Regions from separate parts of the Homo sapiens genome. Here region 2 is linked to region 1. A link is a loop called in an ENCODE intact Hi-C map of the cell type or tissue named here. Cell type or tissue: PC-3. All regions are shown on one strand. Each heading gives the region's core, and the rest is flanking DNA. Links, peaks and the distances in the headings are about the cores only.

Evidence for each region. A loop is a pair of places that touch in the nucleus more often than their neighbours do. Peaks named below come from ENCODE experiments on the same cell type or tissue, not always from the same donor. Only the 100,000 strongest peaks of a DNase experiment are listed, where the experiment ranks them.
Region 2: a loop joins it to region 1, with 34 times the contacts of the local background. A loop is called at or near these places in 19 of 110 quality-filtered maps.

Annotation. Positions count from the first base shown.
Region 1 is chrX:93,870,505-93,879,777 of GRCh38, forward strand. No RefSeq gene overlaps it. Among named protein-coding and RNA genes, the nearest start is that of FAM133A, 200 kb to the left of the region's middle. In PC-3, for the core only: CTCF peaks have their summits at 4,245 (motif pointing right) and 4,447; no DNase peak of the experiment used is centred there.
Region 2 is chrX:94,055,430-94,064,702 of GRCh38, forward strand. No RefSeq gene overlaps it. Among named protein-coding and RNA genes, the nearest start is that of FAM133A, 390 kb to the left of the region's middle. In PC-3, for the core only: a CTCF peak has its summit at 3,527 (motif pointing left); no DNase peak of the experiment used is centred there; H3K4me3 peaks cover 468 bases; H3K27ac peaks cover 343 bases.

The DNA.
Region 1 (9,273 bases), core at 611-8,610:
ATTAAAACAAGACAATGATTGTCTCTAAATGACAAAATGCCCAATTTGGATATAGTCAGAAACACAATTGACAAAGAAATTTGGTTATTTTTGTGGTTTACAGTAACCCAACATAACAACCTTAATTGTGATTGATAGCACATATTTAGACATTAGAGCCTTAGACATCCCATATGGTTTTGGAGCACAGGTTAATATTAGTGACCAAAATATAACCTGAAGAATATTAGACATAACCTTGGCAATCCCATGCACCTAAACATATTAAATAATCTTGTTTACTTCTCTTCCGGATGTTCCAGGGACCCTCTGCAGCACACAAAAGCTAGGCATAAGGTAAGACAAACTTGAAACTGAAATTTGATTTTGGGAGAATATGTTGGAGGTTTAAAACACTTGATATCATTAAATAGAATTTTAGATTACCATAAGTCACTTCTTTTGCCAAAATGATGACTTAAGAATTTGAAAAAGCAAAAACCTTCATTAGCCCTTATTATTACATGAAAATCCTGCTCAAGAGAGAGAAAGCTAAATTTCACCCTTGCATTAGTTTACTATTAATGTTAACCTCAATTTTAATGAAACTTTATATACAATTCTATTGAATCTTAACCAGTTTGATCACGAGGTAAGATTTTTCACAAACCTTTTATAACCCTCTTGAATTTAGTCAATACATTCACACACAGAACTTGTTTTGCAAGATTAATTTTTACAATTTTTTTTTCACAATTTGCTTAAACCTTCTTTATTTTATCTAACTTAAGACAATTCTTGGCCAAGTGTGGTGGCTCACACCTGTAATCCCAGCACTTTGGGAGGCCGAGGCAGGCGGATCACCTGAGGTCGGGAGTTTGAGACCCGCCTGACCAACATGGAGAAACCCTGTCTCTACTAAAAATACAAAATTAGCCGGGCGTGGTGGTGCGTGCCTGTAGTCCCAGCTACTTGGGAAGCTGAGGCAGGAGAATCACTTGAACCTGGGAGGCGGAGGTTGCAGTGAGCGGAGATCGTGCCATTGCACTCCCACCTGGGCAGCAAGAGCAAAACTCTGGCTCAAAAAAAAAAAAAAAAAAAAGGACAATTCTTCATCTGTAGGCAAAATGTATATTTCCATGCCTTTTTATAAACTTTTACTATGAACACGTTTTACTGTTTTGCATACCTTGGGGGTAAATTTACTTCCAGTAGTTTTAATTACATATTATAATGGTAATTCTTAGCAATTCTTCACTTGATTGTAAAACCTGGTAAGTTGTTTTAATTATGTGCTAGGTGCAGATAAAGTTTGACTCTTTCCAGCATAGTTAGGGGCATGGATACTTCTATATATCTCCCTTTTATGTTTTCCCAAGGAGTCCCAGGCCACCAGAAGTTATTCTGGGGCCTTTTATGCACGCACTGAGAGGGGCAAGACAGAGTGGAGAAAAGTAATTTAGTTGACTTAGAAAAAATCCTTTTCCAGAGAAACAAGATTTTGAAGAGAAAAACATACAGGACTTTTGAATATATTCATAGCTTGGATATCCACTCTTAATTAAGCTGAGCACACTTTGAAAAAATTCTTTTTCATTAATTAAAACTCTAGAGAAGGTAAACACTGATTCTTATCATTTCTTTTACCGATTTACACCACTATCTGTTCGCAATCATGTTCAGGTTCTCTAGTTGACTCTGGGAAAGTGGCTGGGTTCAGGCAAGGGCAGGTTTTTTCTTTTACTGGACTGCAGATCCCTCTAGCAGCAAAGCTTGATATTTGACGAGGCAATTGTTTATTAGCCAGAGACTTCCCTTAAAGGACAGCAGCTCTGCTATACTCTGTGGGGTGCAAACAGTGAAGTTCTTACCCATGGTTAACCCACTGGCTGTTGAGCTGGACCTCAAGCCTCAGCCAAAACTCCCAGGACTATTTCCTTCCTTTCTGATACATATAGATTAAATACCTTCCCTATGAGAAGACTGAGGGCGGATGCTTTAAGTAGGGCTTGCTTTAGCTGGTTTAAGGCTTTTATGTTTTAGGTTCCCAAGTTAGGGAATGAGTTCTAGATGCTTAAGCTTCTTTTGTGAGGTGTTGTAAAGAATGAGCTATTTCACTGTACCCAGGTACCCACAGTCTTCAAAATTCAGTAATGCCCAAGAATCCCCTTAACTGTTAAAATGGACTTAATTATTTCCTCATCTGGTGTTTTGATTCCTTCTGACCAGACTAGACCTAGGTGCTTTACTGAAGTTTGACAAAACTGAGCTTTAGATGTTGAGACCCTATATTCCCTTTCAGCTAAGAAATTGAGAGCCTTAGTACCTTCTTGAGACCACCTCAGTTGGGGTACGGAGAACAGTATTATTTAGATATTGCAAAGTTTCAACTTGAGGGTGAGAAAACTTGAAATGTCTTTACACAGAACCTGTTTCAGCAACTTCTTTTTGATATCGGGGGCTTCCTGAGTAATGAACCTTTTTTTTTTTCTTTTTTATTGAATTGGGAGACAGGAGTGTGTTTCACTGAAGCTCTTCTCTGCCTTTCCAAAAAGGCAGGGGAATCTTCTTCTGGTTTCTGGTTCAACAAGAACAGTTTAGCGTAATTAAGAGGTTTGGTTCTGGTTCTTTGCGAGCCTTTTAAAATGCAGATCAGAAAGTGTTTCTTTTCCACTTATCTATGTGATTACTAGGGCTCCAATTAGGGTTTTCAAGGGGCACTGTTTCTCTTTCTGTTGGGAATGGGGATCCTGTCTCTTTTTCACCTTCTTTTATTTTAGACTTCTTCCTTTAAGACTTTTAGACTGGCTATAGGAGATATGCTGTTTATCACCTAATGTTTCTGCTGCCTGTAAGGCTGCCTGCTTTTCTGCAACAGTTAGGGTTTGGCTTAAAAGTAGCATAGCATCTCTCCATGTTAGATTAAACGCTTGCGTTAAATTTTGAAAAGCCTCTTTATGTTTATCAGAGTCATCAGAGAACTTGCCTAGGTCCCCCTAAGGTCCTGAAATGAGAAGGGAACTTGAATCCTAGTGACACCATGCCCATCAGGCATTTCTTGGGGGGGCAACAGCAAAGTTGGCAATTTCTTGAGTGGCACAACCAGAGGAGCTAATGATTTGGCTATTGGGAGCCCCTAAGAAGTGGGTCAGGTAGGGAACCCAGAAGTTGCATTTTAGGGTTCCCCAATGGTTTGTCTCTCTGACTTTGGGTAATCATCCTTTGTAGGCTTGCTTGACATGGCTGCTAAAAGGGCAGGGTCAACTGTACAATACTTACAAAGATTCGAGTTTTCCCAAAAAGCAAAAAAAGCCTGTACATAGGAAACCTTGGAGCACTTGCCCTCCCACTTACAGAAAATATCTAGTTGTTGAATAGTATAGAAATCAAGACTTCCCTCAGAAAGCCAGGTTTGTTCATCCCCAAGATGGGAACAAGGCCATGCCCCTGTGCAATAGAATATAAGCCAGAAGTCTCAGGGTCAAAGGCGTTCCAGTGATTCAAAATGCACTCAAGGGGAGTACTAACTGCAGATGGTTTGTTACTCATCTAGAAGGAGAAAGGGAGACAAGGTGTCCCTTATTCCTCTTCCTCCCATTTGTGTGACCCAGGGTGGAGAGAAAGAGAGAAAGTGTGTCCCCCTTCTCCTCCTTCCCCCTCTCCTCTGGGTCTCAGCAACCATCATAAGTGCCTCCCTATGGATACAAGTGTGACCTTTTATCCATGGTCCCAGAAAAGCTAGTCAGTAGGATTTCAAAACCTGTTCAAAACCTTACCATTCTGTCCTGCTGGATTCCTAGATCCACCTAGCCCAGAAGGCTCCCACGGTACCCCAGAGGCTTGGGAGAGATTATGTAGTAGTTGGACCTGGGCAAGAGTTTTAAATGGAGGGAGTGTCCTAACACCATTTCTGGCTTCCCTTGCTATGGCTCCAGCAAAAAATCAAAATCCCATAGAATGGGACTGAATAAATTCTAAATGTAAAATTCATTTTCTGTTTAAATTCCAATGTAATTGAATGCAAAACAGCTGCCTCAAAGAGTGTAAAAATTGAATGGCTGCCTCTCCTTTGATGGGGACAGTATTGAAGCTAAAATCTGTCTTATCAAAATGTCTTCCTCCTGACTGTTGAAAGTGGAGTTTTTCTGTCTACAAAGAGGACATGGGGTCTGATCACTGATAGAAGACCAAAAATGGAAAAGAATTGGGAGACTGGAAGTCTGGGAGAGAGAACGGACACGGCTCCCTACGGAGAAAAAAATCCCATTCCACTAGGTGGCACTGTAGGGTTAGAAATGTTAGGTAAACACTTCAAATTCTTTTCAGGCAAAAATTAGAGAGTTTTGGGGTTTGATAGGCTGTCCCTATAGCATGCCCCCCAGCATAAGAAAATTAACTTATCTCATAAAGGAACTGTTTAAATTTATTGGAAAATGATGAACTCTTATACGAAGAGAGAAACAATCCAAATGGAGCGGGGGATAGTCACTCGGGGTGAAGTATCCTCCCATACGATGCTATAAATGTCCATCATTGAGGGATAAAAGGGACCTTACTAGGTAAATACTTAAACGAAAATCTTGAATTCCCCCTGTTTCTAGGAAATCAGAAAAACAATAACTCTTCGAATTACATTCCTTATTACTAAGAAACCAACTGACTCTACCCAGCAAGACTATATTTCTAGGTTGCAAAAACACCTGCAACATTGTATACGATGGGATAGGAGACTCGATAGCCGTGAGAGGAAAGAAGGAAAATTCGATAGGAAAAGACTGGAAATCCTTGTGCCGACACCCTGACAGGCTGTCAAGGACTGGAGTTAGTCTACAGACCTTCAGATAATACTGGGGTGTAGCCCCAGCCAGAAATCTTCAGTCGCCCTAGGACCTTCTTCCAATCCCACGTGACGACTTAGGCCCTCCATGGAAGGAAACTAGATTGGAATAGACAAGAAGTCTCAGAAATGAAAGTAAAGAGTTAACATTAAAGGTCCACTCTTATTCATCCTTTTAATGAATTATCTTCTTCCCAGTCAATACACTAAGATGTAAGTCTTTCGTTGTCTGAGATAATGCCTGGAGTTCTTGGTCCTACCTCCAAGACGATTAAGGAGAGTGGACACAAAGGTGAGGTTAGAGTGAAAGTTTAATAAGTGAAAGAAAAAAGCTCTCTGTCAGCAGCGAGGGGGTCTCAAATGGGAGTACCCACTATGAGGCTGGGGTCAAGGGATTTTATGAATTGGGAAGAGAAAAAGATATGCTTAGTCTGCGGGCTGCCTTGGCAAATACATGACTCAGCTTGGCCTGGGACCTTGGTCCAGGAACAATCAGGAGCTGAAGTGATGAATCATAGAAGCCAGACTTATAGTCCTAACAAAGGAAAGTAGAGTGCCCACCGGAACCCACTGGAGCCCACTGTGCCCATGCCCACAAAAGGAGAAGAAACTTTTCCTGGGACTCCACTGACTATGCAAAGGACAAAGGCATTTCCATACCAGGCCTTGTTCCCTTGTCTGAGTGAGCTCTGGAGGTTTGTACAAGTTTTTATCCACATGGGCTAAAGGTTTTTTCTATCTGCAGCCATGGGCATGCAGCCAGGCACAATACCCTGTGCTAGTTTCCTTATCTGTGCTTGCAGCTTGAATTTTTTTCCCGGGCTGCTTTTTATGTTATGTGGGAATGAGACACTGACCAATGGGCCATGGGCTCTCCAGGACCCTTCCCTTGTTATCTACCTAAGAAAGCTATCTAATCTCCTTTGGGAGATTTTAATACCCCACTGACAATATTAGACAGAGCAGCAAGATAGAAAATTAACAAAGATATCCAGGATCTGAGCTCAGCTCTGGATCAGCTGGACCTGATAGGTATCTACAGAACTCTCTACTCAAAACCAACAGAATATACATTCTTCTCATTGCCACATGACACTTACTCTAAAATTGATCATATAATTGGGAGTAAAACACTCCTCAGCAAAGGCAAAAGAACAGAAATCATAACAGTGTCTCAGACCACAGCACAATCAAATTAGAACTCACGATGAAGAAACACACTCAAAACCACACAACTACATGGCAATTGAACAACCTGCTCCTGAATGACTACTGGGTAAATAAAGAAATTAAGGCAGAAATCAAGACGTTATTTAAAGGTAATGAGAACAAATAGACAATGCACCAGAATCTCTGGAATGCAGCTAAAGCAGTGTTAAGAGGAAAATTCATAGCACTAAATGCCCACATCAAAAAGCTAGAAAGATCTCAAGTTGACAACCTAACATCACAACTAAAAGAACTAGAGAAACAAAAGTAAACAAATGCCAATGCAAGTAGAAGAAAGGACATAACCAAAATCAAAGTATAACTGAAGGTAATGGAGACAGTAAAAACCCTTCAAAAAATCAACAAATCTGGGAGCTGATTTTCCAGAAAAAATTAATAAAATAGATAGACCCCTAGCTAGACTAATAAAGAAAAGAGAGAGGAATCAAATAGATACAATCAGAAGTGATAAGAGGGATATTACCACTGAGGCCACAGGAATACGACCAACCATCAGAGAATACTATAAACACATCTATGCAAAGAAACTAGAAAATCTAAGAAGAAACGGATACATTCCTGGACACATACACCCTCTGAAGACAGAACTAGGATGAAATTGAATCCCTGAATAACAATAACAAGTTCTGAAATTGAGGCAGTAATAAACAATCTACTAACCAAAAAAAGCTCAGGACCAGGCAAATTCACAGTTGAATTCTTTGAAAGGCACAAAGAAGAGCTGGTACCATTTCTACTGAAAGTATTCCAAACAATTGAAAAGGAGGAACTCCTCCCTAAGTCATTTTATGAGGTCAGAATCATCCTATACGAAAACCTGACAAAGATAAAACAAAAAAGAAAACTTTAGACCAATATGCCTGATGAATATCAATGCAAAAATCCTCAATAAAATAGTTTCAAACCAAATGCAGCAGCACTTCAAAAAGCTTATCTACCATGATCAAATTTTCTTCATCCTCGGGATGCAAGGTTGGTTCTACATACACAAATCAATAAATCTCATTTGTCACATAAACAGATCTAAGGACAAAATCCACATGATTATCTCAATAAACACAGAAAAGGCCTTTGATAAAATTTAATGATCTTCATGTTTAAAACTCTCAAAAACTAGGTATTGAAGGAACTTATCTCAAAATAATGAGAGCCATATATGAGAAACCCACAGCCAATATCCTACTGAATGGGCAAAAGTTGGAAGCATTCCCCTTGAAAAAAGGCACAGGAAAAGGGTGCCCTCTCTCACTACTTTTATCCAACAAATTATTGGAATTTCTGGCCAAGGCAATCAGGCAAGAGAAAAAAAACAAAGGGTATTCAAATAAGAAGTGAGGAAGTCAAATTATCTTCGTTTGCAGGTGACATAATCCTATGTCTAGAAAACTCCATTGTCTCAGGCTAAAAGTTTCTAAAGCTGATAATCAACTTCAGCAAAGTCTCAGGATACAAAATCAATGTGCAAAAATTGCTAGCATTTCTATACACCAACAACAGGCAAGCAGAGAGCCAAATCATGAATGAATTTTCATCCACAATTGCTACAAAGAGAATAAAATACCCAGGAATACAGCTAACAAGGGAAGCAAAGGACCTCTTCAAGGAGAACTGCAAACCATTGTTAGGAAATCAGAGAGGACATGAATAAATGGAAAAACATACCATGCTCATAGATAGGAAGAATCAATATCATAAAAATGGCCATAGTGCACAAAGCAATTTATAGATTCAATTTTATTCCCATTAAACTACCATTAACATTCTTCACAGAATGAGAAAAAAACTATTTTAAAATTTATATGGAACCAAAGAAAAAAAATAGAGCCTAAATAGCCAAAACAATTCTAAGCAAAAAGAACAAAGCTGGAGGCATTATGCTACCTGACTTTAAACTGTACTACCAGGCTACAGTAACCAAAACAGCATGGTCCTAGTACAAAAACAGACACATAAGCCAATGGAACAGAATAGAGAACTCAGAAATAAGACCACACACCTACAACAATCTGATCTTTGACAAACCTGACAGAAACAAGCAATGGGGAAGCGATTCCCTATCTAATAATGGTGCTCAGAGAACTGGCTAGCCATATGCCAAAAATTGAAACTAGACCTTTTCCTTACACTTTATACAAAAATTATCTCAAGATGGATTAAAGACTTAAATGTATAACCCAAAACTATAAAACTCCTAGAAGAAATTCTAGGCAATACCATGCAGGACATAGGCACCAACAAAGATTTCATGATGAAGATGTCAAAAGTAATTGCAACAAAAGCAAAAATTGACACATTGGATCTAATTAAACTAAAGAGCTTCTGCACAGCAAAGAAACTATCATCAGAATGAACAGACAACCTACAGAACGGTAGAAAAAATTTGCAGTCTCTCCATTGGGCAAAGGGCTTATATTCAGAGTCTACAAGTAACTTAAACAAATTTCCATGAAAAAAAATACATCCCCATTAAAAAATGAGCAAGGACATGAACAGGCACTTCTCAAAAGAAGCCATTTATGTGGCCAACAAACATATGAAAAAAATCTCAACATCACCTATCGTTAGAGAAATGCAAATCAAAACCACAATGAGATACCAACTCATGCCAGTTGGAATGACAATTATTAAAAAGTCAAGAAACAACAGATGCTGGCGGGGTTGCATAGAAAAAGGAACATTTTTACACTCTTGGTGGTAGTGTAAATTAGTTCAACCATTGTGGATGACAATGTGATGATTTCTCAAAGATCTAGAAGCAGAAATACCATTTGACCTAGCAATCCCATTACTGGGTATATACCCAAGAAAATATAAATCATTCTATTATAAAGATACATGCACATATATGTTCATTGCAGCACTTTTTACAATAGCAAAGACATGGAATCAACCCAAATGCCCATCAATGATAGACTGTATAAAGAAAATGTGGTACTTATACACCAAGGAATGCTATGCAGCCAAGGAAAGAATGAGATCACGTCCTTTGCAGAGACATGGATGGAGCTGTAAGCCATTATCTTCAGCAAACTAATGCAGAAACAGAAAACCAAACATTGCATATTCTCTCTTATGCATGTGAGTTGAATGATAGGAAGACATGGACACATGGCGGGGAGCAACACACACTGCAGCCTGTTGGGTGCTGCTGGACGAGGGAGAGTGTCAGTAAGAATAGCTAATGGATACCGAGCTTAATACTTAGGTGATGGGTTGTTAGGTGCAGC
Region 2 (9,273 bases), core at 465-8,464, 180 kb after region 1:
TATGTTGTATGATTTTGGCCTAGTTATTTAACCTCTAGAGTATCAGTCTTGTACTCTGTAAAATGGGATTTTTAAAAATAAGCTAAGCATCTATCTAGCACAGTGATTGCTTTGCTCTGTGTGCATAGTAAAATAGCCAATAATGATATTATGATTTGTGTTCCATATCAAAAATAGGAGATATTCAGGGATCAAAAGGAGACAAGTAAAGGGGACCTTTCTCATGTCTCCAACTTTTTCTCAGTATTCCCAGATTTAATATGTAGTAGGAAAATAGTCAGTGAGAAAGAAGCAAATGAAGAATTAACTCTGTATGTCTATGTTCAGGCATCTTGTTTTGGCTCTGCCACCCATCTTAAACGAGCCTTCACAGTCAAAGTAGAAGAGCATCAAAATTAGACATTGTTGAGAAATTCACTGCTGTTTCTGAATTATCTTGTAATTTTGAACCTTCTGCTATGAAATTAAATTATCTTCGTATTTTTGACAGTGAGATTAAATTTTGACAGCTATTAATGAATCACAGAGGAATTAACTATCAGGACAAAATAGTGGGTGTTGGAAAAAAGGCAAATTCATGTCTAGGAAAACATGTATAGCAGTAGAAACAATCCAAAAGCTTGGGAGAAAAAAAATCAGTAATGCAAATGGTAATTTATTAGTGAGCATTCTTGTTAACAAATTCAACAAATAGCACTATTCTCACAGGAGAAAATTTATGCAAATTCTATTCCCCAAAGAAAAATGGATGAAAGAAAAAACTTCCAGCCTTTTCTGAACATTCAGACATACAGGAAAATCAAATAACAATAAATAAATAAATAAATATAAAGAAAAGGAAAAGAAACACAAAGACACAACGTTTATTGAAACAGTGGAAAAGTTAATCTAAAAAAAACAAAATGATAAGAAATTTGACAAGTGTTAAGTGTGCCACTGGGACTTGAAACGTTACTAAGAATGGGGGTGAAATTAGTACTGAATTTAAAGTAGAGGAATAACAGGAGTTCTTATCTTTCTTATTAGGTTGTTACATAGAGTCCTACCATTATGAATCAAACTTAGCTTCCCAAGTTAGAACCATGAGATGTGTCTTGACTTAAGCTTGATCTGGGCATGTATAATGTTAATATATATAATTAACTGCAGTATAAAATCATTCTTCTGTATGAATATTTCTCTCTTGAATATCAACAGAAATTTTTTCCCCCAAAGGAAAATCACTAACCCATAGAACCTGAAATGTAAGTATTCTGGGGTTGAAACATTACTAAGATCATATGTAAAATTCCATTGAGTATGCCATCAAAGAAATCAACAGATAATTTACAAGTTCAAAGAAAAATAATAAATTAACAAAAAGAGAAATTATTTGCTGCAATTGCTTAATTATTAGCAATTAAATAAATGCAAATTAACATCATTTTAAGGTAGCTTTACACACTTATTTAACCACTAAGATATATAAAAAATATAAAATTTATACAAATCAATTTTAACCAACAGAACCGTAAAGTTCAGCATTCCTTAAATCTCCCCTTAGGATCAATTCCAAGGAATGGAATTGCTGTGTCAAAGGTCACGGACATGTTTAAGGCTTCTTGAACTTATGTTGAGCCCAGAAAGGTTCGGATTCTAACCAGCCTTGGGTATTTTCATACTTTTCTCACCTTGACAACTTTATGGATGGATAATCTTATTTTAGTTTGCATTTCTTTGGTACTAGTTCTTGAGCTTGAGCGGAGCTTGAAGACAATTAGACATGGTCTCTGCACTTGAGGAGCTTACCCAGACAACATGGAGGCAAGTCAGTAAACGTTAAGAGAAACATCACGTCAACATCATGTAATTTATACTTCCTATTTTGTACTGCTGCTCTCCTTGCTTCTGGACGAGAAAGGGTCACAAGGATACTATTAAACAGACCCATCCCAATCTGACAGCGAAATGTTAATTGAAAATCCATTTGCTAAAGAATTCCAAGAGATATGCAAATGCTGAACACGACTCTATTAACATTTCAACATGACTTTGCTTCACTGTTTTTTTTTAAGTTCTCAGGTTGTATTTTCCCTGATGCATCATGACTAAACCCTATGAAGGGTGGTTTGTGGTGGGACCGTGAATAGCAGCCAAGTGAGAAATACCAGATGGTGAGAGTGAGACTCCTGATCAGGCATTAACCACCCTTGACTTCTCTAGGAAGTGAGCAGTGGCCAGCCGCAGTGGCAGTTGCAGTAGCTGTAGAAGACATCCCAGGCTTTGAAATGCCAATTACTAGTAATCTCTACTAGGAATCTCTAGTACTAGCTGGCTCTTGCTGAACAACCTATCGACATGGCCTTTTCTCTACATTTATCGCCCCATTACATTCACACAAGTCTGTAATACAGTGATTATCCCCATTATTAAACATGAGAGAACAGAGGTTCAGAGAGACTAAATATTTTGCCTCCACTGCAGAGTAAGTGAGTTATAAGATTGGGATTTAAAACCACTTTCATGTGACTACAAAGCCTTTTTCTAGCATGTGGTAGTTACTAGTAGTAAAATAGACAACCTAGGTAAATCAGAGGGTCATCTTTGCCCAAACTGTAGGAATTGTACCTTCATTTTCCTCTCCTTTTCCTAGATGTAGAAATCTAATTTTCAGATTTTGTTTTTAATGGCTTTAAAGACAAACCTTTAATTTTTTGCAAAGACTGACTCACTCTGAGTTCCAAAGCATTTTATTTTTGTGGCAACCGTGAAGGTAAAATTAGAGTGAGGAAATCTGAATTAATCAGAGCAGGAAAACTTTGTTAACTAGATCATTGTTCTTATGATAATCTGCATCTCTGCTTCTTGTAGTAGAGCGATGTCTGCAGCACTGAGCTGAAATGACAGTTTGCAATGTGTACTCTGCTAACGGTTGCCTAGCAATAATTTATTAGAGATAATAAAACCTCATTGTTCCCTTTTAAAGGATTTCACGTTTTCAGATGATAATAAATATAATAAAAGGTAGACTGACATAAGCATTTTAATATTAAATATAAGGCTTAATAAAATGAATAGTCATATAGAGATGATTCAAACGTCTCCCTCATTATAATATTGCCTGAAATGTCTGCATTACAGACGATAAAACAAAGAAATGACACACGGAAATGTGAAATCCTCAAACTCAATACTGTTTTCTAATATCCCGAGACTGGGTTGCACGGTGTTCTAATTTGTGACAGCCTCCCTAAGGAAGCTTTTAAAGTGTATCAATACTGGCCCCAACCTGAGAAATTCTGCAGCCATAGATAATTTTTTTAAAGTACCCCAGATGACGTTAACGCAGGGTTGAATACCACAGCAGTAACTCACATAAAGCGTTATGTAATTTTTGGACATCAATGGATACTGCCTAATTGTGTGCTGTAAAGCCACGCGGACTCACTTGCTCTCCGGAAAAATTATTTACCTCTGGGCTGTTGCCTGAAAAAATCTTGAGTGTCCCAGGTTCAGGGAAAGGAAGCAGCATTAGTGCAGCCTGAAGGTATTGCCCTCTCGTGGTGGCTTCTTTAATAACAACGTCATGTGGTGCTGCTAATCTAAACCATTTTTTGGAGAATATTTACTTTTAAAAGACTAAACTTTTAAATTCTAATAGGATTTTCTGATTGACATTATTATTTAAGCGTTCTTTTTTATTTCATCATGATTAAATTATAAACTCAGGTCACTGCTTTCAAGTACAGTCCTCCCATGTTAACTGTGTGGGGTTTGTTCCAGGACCCCAGTGGATACCAAAACACTTGGATGCTCAAGTCCCTGATATAAAATGGAATAGTATTTGCATATAGTCTACACACCTCCCCTTGTATATTTTATATCATATCCAGATTACTTCTAATATCTAATATAATTTAAGTGCTATATAAATAGTTGTTTATATTGTATTGATTTTTGTTTGTATTACTTTGTGTTGTCATATCGTTGTATTCTTAATTTCTATTTCTTTCCAAGTATTTTGTCTCTGCTGTTGGTTGAATCTACAGATGTGGAAACCATGAATACAGAGGGCAACCGTATATAATTCCTGTCTCCTGATTGAAACAATTTGGGGTCCTCTCCTTCTTTGCCCTTATTAAAAGCCAAACCAATCAAACATTTGTTACAATGAATCTCAAGTCACTGGTTTGCTTTTCTTTCTGTTTTGCATGACATGACACCATTTTGGGGGTGAATTAAACATTATAACTTTCTTCTTGGCATTTTTATCTTTTCTCCTCATGCTTATTATTTGTTTTGTTTTCTTTTTACTCTGGGATATACATCTATGTGAACCTCTTTTGAAATGAATTTCAAAATCCATTGGGACAAGGTAGTTCAATTATTAAAGTAGAAGAAATTTTCTGTTCTGGTTACTTTTGTGGCATAGTCATGGTCTAAATCTCAATTTCCAGAAAGAAACAGATACATACAAGTGCAAGTTTCTGGGAAGTTACATTTGTTGCCGATTCAAGATAATGAAGCAAAATTAGAAAGATGCTTATTAAATGATGGTATTATGGCTCTGAACATAACCTAAGCATGTAATTCAAGTGGACATTTCAGTTTCTTGGAAGTGAGTTTCATGTGTGTAAGCAACTGGAAATTTCCTCCTCCTGTTATTCAGGCTCTTGAGGGCCAGACTTGAAGAAAATGACATTTGCATAGGGACTTAGGACATCATAATCTGTCATCTTGTTACCATGTTTTGCCTACCTTAATTTTTCTCATTACTTCAGCTGAAATCTTTACAAAACTCATTGCCACTTCATTTAGTCTTAAAACTTGAGATATTGATGGAGACTGTTTATCAGCTGCTGTATTCTGCATTAGAGATGGGTCTATTCAAAAGGACATGTAAACAAGAGATCCAACACACAAGAAGGCATCTAAAAAATCTTCAAGGTGACAGAGACTGGTGATAGAAATTCCTTAGACAGCCACTATATAGCAGGCCTAGGGAACAACCAGAATTACAGGACGAGATGAAAAGGCTCTGGGTGAGAGGTCTTCAGAGGAGCGATAAGAAGATACAAAATGTGTTGGAATGTATTGAGAGGATATTTATATAATCAAGGAAGGGTGTTGGTGGAGCTGAAAAATGTATAATACATGAAAGTCAAGACAACCATTAACTGAAAAGAAAAAAAAAGATCCAGCCTTCTCCAGGGAAGGAAACATAACCAAAAAGTAGACTATAAGTTTGTGTTGAGACTAGCTTTTAGCACAGTTGAGATAACATAAACAGTGAGCTGATTTATGATACAATAATGATGTAATATAACTAACGTTGAAGATAAGCAGAATTATGCTTATATGTAAGGATGTGGTGCTGAGTAAGTGAAAGAAAGTTGAATCCTTCTCTTCCGTAAGAGGAAGTCATTAGATAACACTTGCATTAGGCAGAGTCCAATCAGGAGACGGAAAAACCCTGTATTTAAGCAAAGAGAATTTAGCATAATTTTTTACTAGTTTATGAAGTTGTTAGCCATGTAATTAACTGAAAGAGTCAAAAGCAAATTGTATGATATCATGGAAGTAGAAAATAGAGGATGTAGCTATCCCCGTGGAGCCGATGAAACAAAAGGAAGAGGCTGAATGATTAAAACTTCAATGCTTTGAGGAGAGTGCCTTAACTGAAACTCAGCCCTCTGAAGAAGAGGGCATCTCTGCTAGTGGTGGTATTCATGAACTCAATGTAGGCTTTGTGGCAGCTGTGAAAGTGGACCAATCAAATCTCCCTTGAAGAGAGTACTTACTAATGGGAGCACTGTTAGCTGGCAGGCCCTTGCTTGAGACATCTTCAGTAGAAAGTAGAATCAGACTAAGATGCAGCTCTGAGAAAGTCCTAGCCTGCCCCACAGAGGGCTTTAGTGCAAAGGGTGCTCATAGAGGGGTCCTGCGCTGGTCAGAAATCATGAATTCTTGTACTGCTGTCATGTTCAATCATTGGCTGGGGACTTCTCAGTAATTCCACATCCTACAGCATTACATTATAGTACCTTTCCAGATGTTGAGTACACAAGTGGATATATGCATCTGGTGTTCATGGGAGGAATGTGAAGTGAAGATAGAAATGTGGTAGTTGTCAGCACATGGATGATGTTTAGCATCATGGGACTGGGCTTAGATATAGAAGAGAGATGAGTATTGAGCTCTTAGATGGAACAACCATATATGAGGGAAATCAGGACAGCATGATTTCAGCAAGCCAAGGGAAAAATGGAGTGGTCCACTCTGTCGAATGCTGGTAAGAGGTGGCATTACAAAAAGGAAAATAAATGATCAATGAGTCAGCTGAGAAGGGATTGAAGGAGAATATAGACAATTCATTGCAGAAAATTTGCTGTAAAGATAATTAATTGGGAGACCCCTGAAGAGGGACATGAGGCCAAAGATATTTTGTTTTGTATTGTTTTGTTTTGTTTTTTGCCTGGCATGATCTTGGCTCACTGCAACCTCTGCCTTTCAGGTTCCAGTGATTCTGGTGACTCAGCTAACTGTGTAGCTGGGATTACAGGCCCATGCCACCAAACCCAGCTAATTTTTGTATTTTTAATGGGGACGGGGTTTAGCCATGTTGGCCAGGCTTGTCTCAAACTCCTGGCCTCAAGTGACCCACCCACCTTGGCCTCCCAATGTGCTGGGATTATAGGCAAGAGCCACCATGCCTGGCCAATGTATTTTTGTTTTTTAAATTAAGAAGAGAGGCTCTGGATCTCTGGGAGACTGAGCACAGCACAAAATCAAACAGCAGCCTACAGAATAAAAAAGAAAATTAGAAAACCATACATTTCACAAGGGATTCATATAAAAAATTATGAGGAACATAACTCAATAGGAGAAAAACAATGTGATTTAAAAATGGCCAAAGGACGTGAATAGACATTTATCAAAAGAAGACAAAAATGGCCAACAGGTATATGAGAAGGTGCTCAACCTTATTAATAATCAGGTAATTGCAAATCAAAACCAATATGAGATATACCTCACACTCATTATGATGGTTATTATCAACAGGTCAAGAGATATGTTGGCGAGGGTGTGGAGAAAAGGACCCTTACACACTTTCGATAGGAATATAGATTAGTGCAGCCAGTGTGGAAAACAGTATTGCATTTCCTAAAGAAATTTAAAATAGCGCTACAGTATGATCTGACAATTCCTCTTTTGGGCATATATCATGAGGAAATGAAATTACCAGTTCATAAAAATATCTGCACCCCCATATGTTCATTCCAGCATCATTTACAATGGAAAAATGAAGGAAAAAACCTAAGTGCCCACTGACAGATGAATAGATAAAGAAACTGTGGTATGTAAATAATGGAATATTATTCAGCCTTTAAAAAGGAGATCCTGCCATTTGCCACAACACAGATGAAACTGTAGGACATTATGCTCAGTTAAATAAGCCAGACGCAGAAAGAAAAAATATTGCATGATATCGCTTATATGTGGAATCTAAAAGAGCAAAATATAAAAAGATAGAGGGTAAAACAGCGGTTGCCAGGGGTAGGGGTGGGGATGGAGGTGGGACTAAATGAGGAGAGGTAGGTCAGAGCTTGCAAAGTAGCAGATAAGTAGGATGAACAAGTCTAGAGATCTAATGTACAATATGAGAACTATAGCTTTAAAAAAATTGTATTGTATTGGGTTTCCTGTTAAATGAGTAGCTTTTAGCTGCTCTTGCTACAAAATCAACAACAAAGAAAATGGGTAACTATGTGAGATGATGGACATGTTAATTTGCTTCACTATAGTAACCATTTTACTATCTGTTAATATATCTATGCCATAACTTATGCCATAAATACACACAATAAAATTTACTTTTTTAAGGAAAATGATCCTAGAACAAGAGAACAAACTTGGATGCTGATTGGAATGGTCTAGCAGGAGGGATAAATATGTGATACACAAGAGAGAAAAAGATAGTTGCAAAGGAGCCATGTGTGGTGGCCCTTGCCTATGATCTCAGCACTTTGTGATGCTGAGGCAGAGGAATCACTTGAGCACAGGAGTTTAAGACCAGCCTGGATGACAAGGTGAGATCCCATCTCTTAAAAAATAATAGTGGCAAGACGGTACCCTTGAGTTAGTAGCAGTGTATAAGTGGAACGGTTATTCTCATTTGGGGTAAGAAACTCTTTCACTATAACAGACAAGTCAGGCCGGGCGCCGTGGCTCAAGCCTGTAATCCTAGCACTTTGGGAGGCCGAGGTGGGTGGATCATGAGGTTGGGAGATCAAGACCATACTGGCCAACACGGTAAAACCCTGTCTCTACTAAAAATTCAAAAAAAATTAGCCGGACGTGGTGGCGTGTGCCTGTAGTCCCAGCTACTCGGGAGGCTGAGGCAGGAGAATCGCTTGAACCAGGGAGGTGGAGGTTGCAGTGAGCCGAGATTGAGCCACTGCACTCCAGCCTGGAGACAGAGCAAGACTCCGTCTCAAAAAGAAAAAAAAAAAAAAAAACCAGACAAGTCAGAGTATATGAAAACAGATGCAGCAAATGGGAAGATATGACGTGGAAAACTTGTGTATGCCTGTATGCTTTCCTCTGATTCTTGTGAAGTAGAAAGCAAAAAGGAGGTTTTGGAGATTTTAGGAAAGAGGAAATTGGGAATCATCTAGGGAAATCTAGAAAATTGCAGAACTGTTCAAGTGTACCTGTTTTGCATTGTCTTTCGAAGATCATTTTACAAAGGTGAAATTGAAATTTGGAAGGTCAAATGCCTTATCCAAGATCAAACAGCTCCGCAATAGCTGGATTTCCCCTCAAATTCAGGTCCCTTGACTCTTATTCCAGAGCTCTTTCTGATCAAACATTTCTGTGTATTTCACTTGTGTTTTCAAAATGGTATTTTCTTTCCAAATGCTCAAGCTTCTGCTTAAAATATATCTTTTGATGTGGAGGAGGACTTCTCCCAATGCACTGCTCTTAAGCATGGGCAGTCTTGCAAAAACAAGAAATTCTTCTCCAAGGAGTGGTTCTGTAAGCAGAAACTCAATAACTTGACTTTCAAATGCATTGCAAACACAAAGTAGCCCATAGACATTGGAATTAGAATGCATTCTGAAACAGATGAGTGGGCTGAGATATTTTATGGGTGGTGAGTTTGACAGTTATTGATTACTACTAAATCATGTATGAAGGACAACAGGAAGTAAGATAAAAAATTCAAATATATGAAATTTCAAATATATTCACTGCCTCACCATTATTCTGTGTGTTGAAAAGATATGTTCT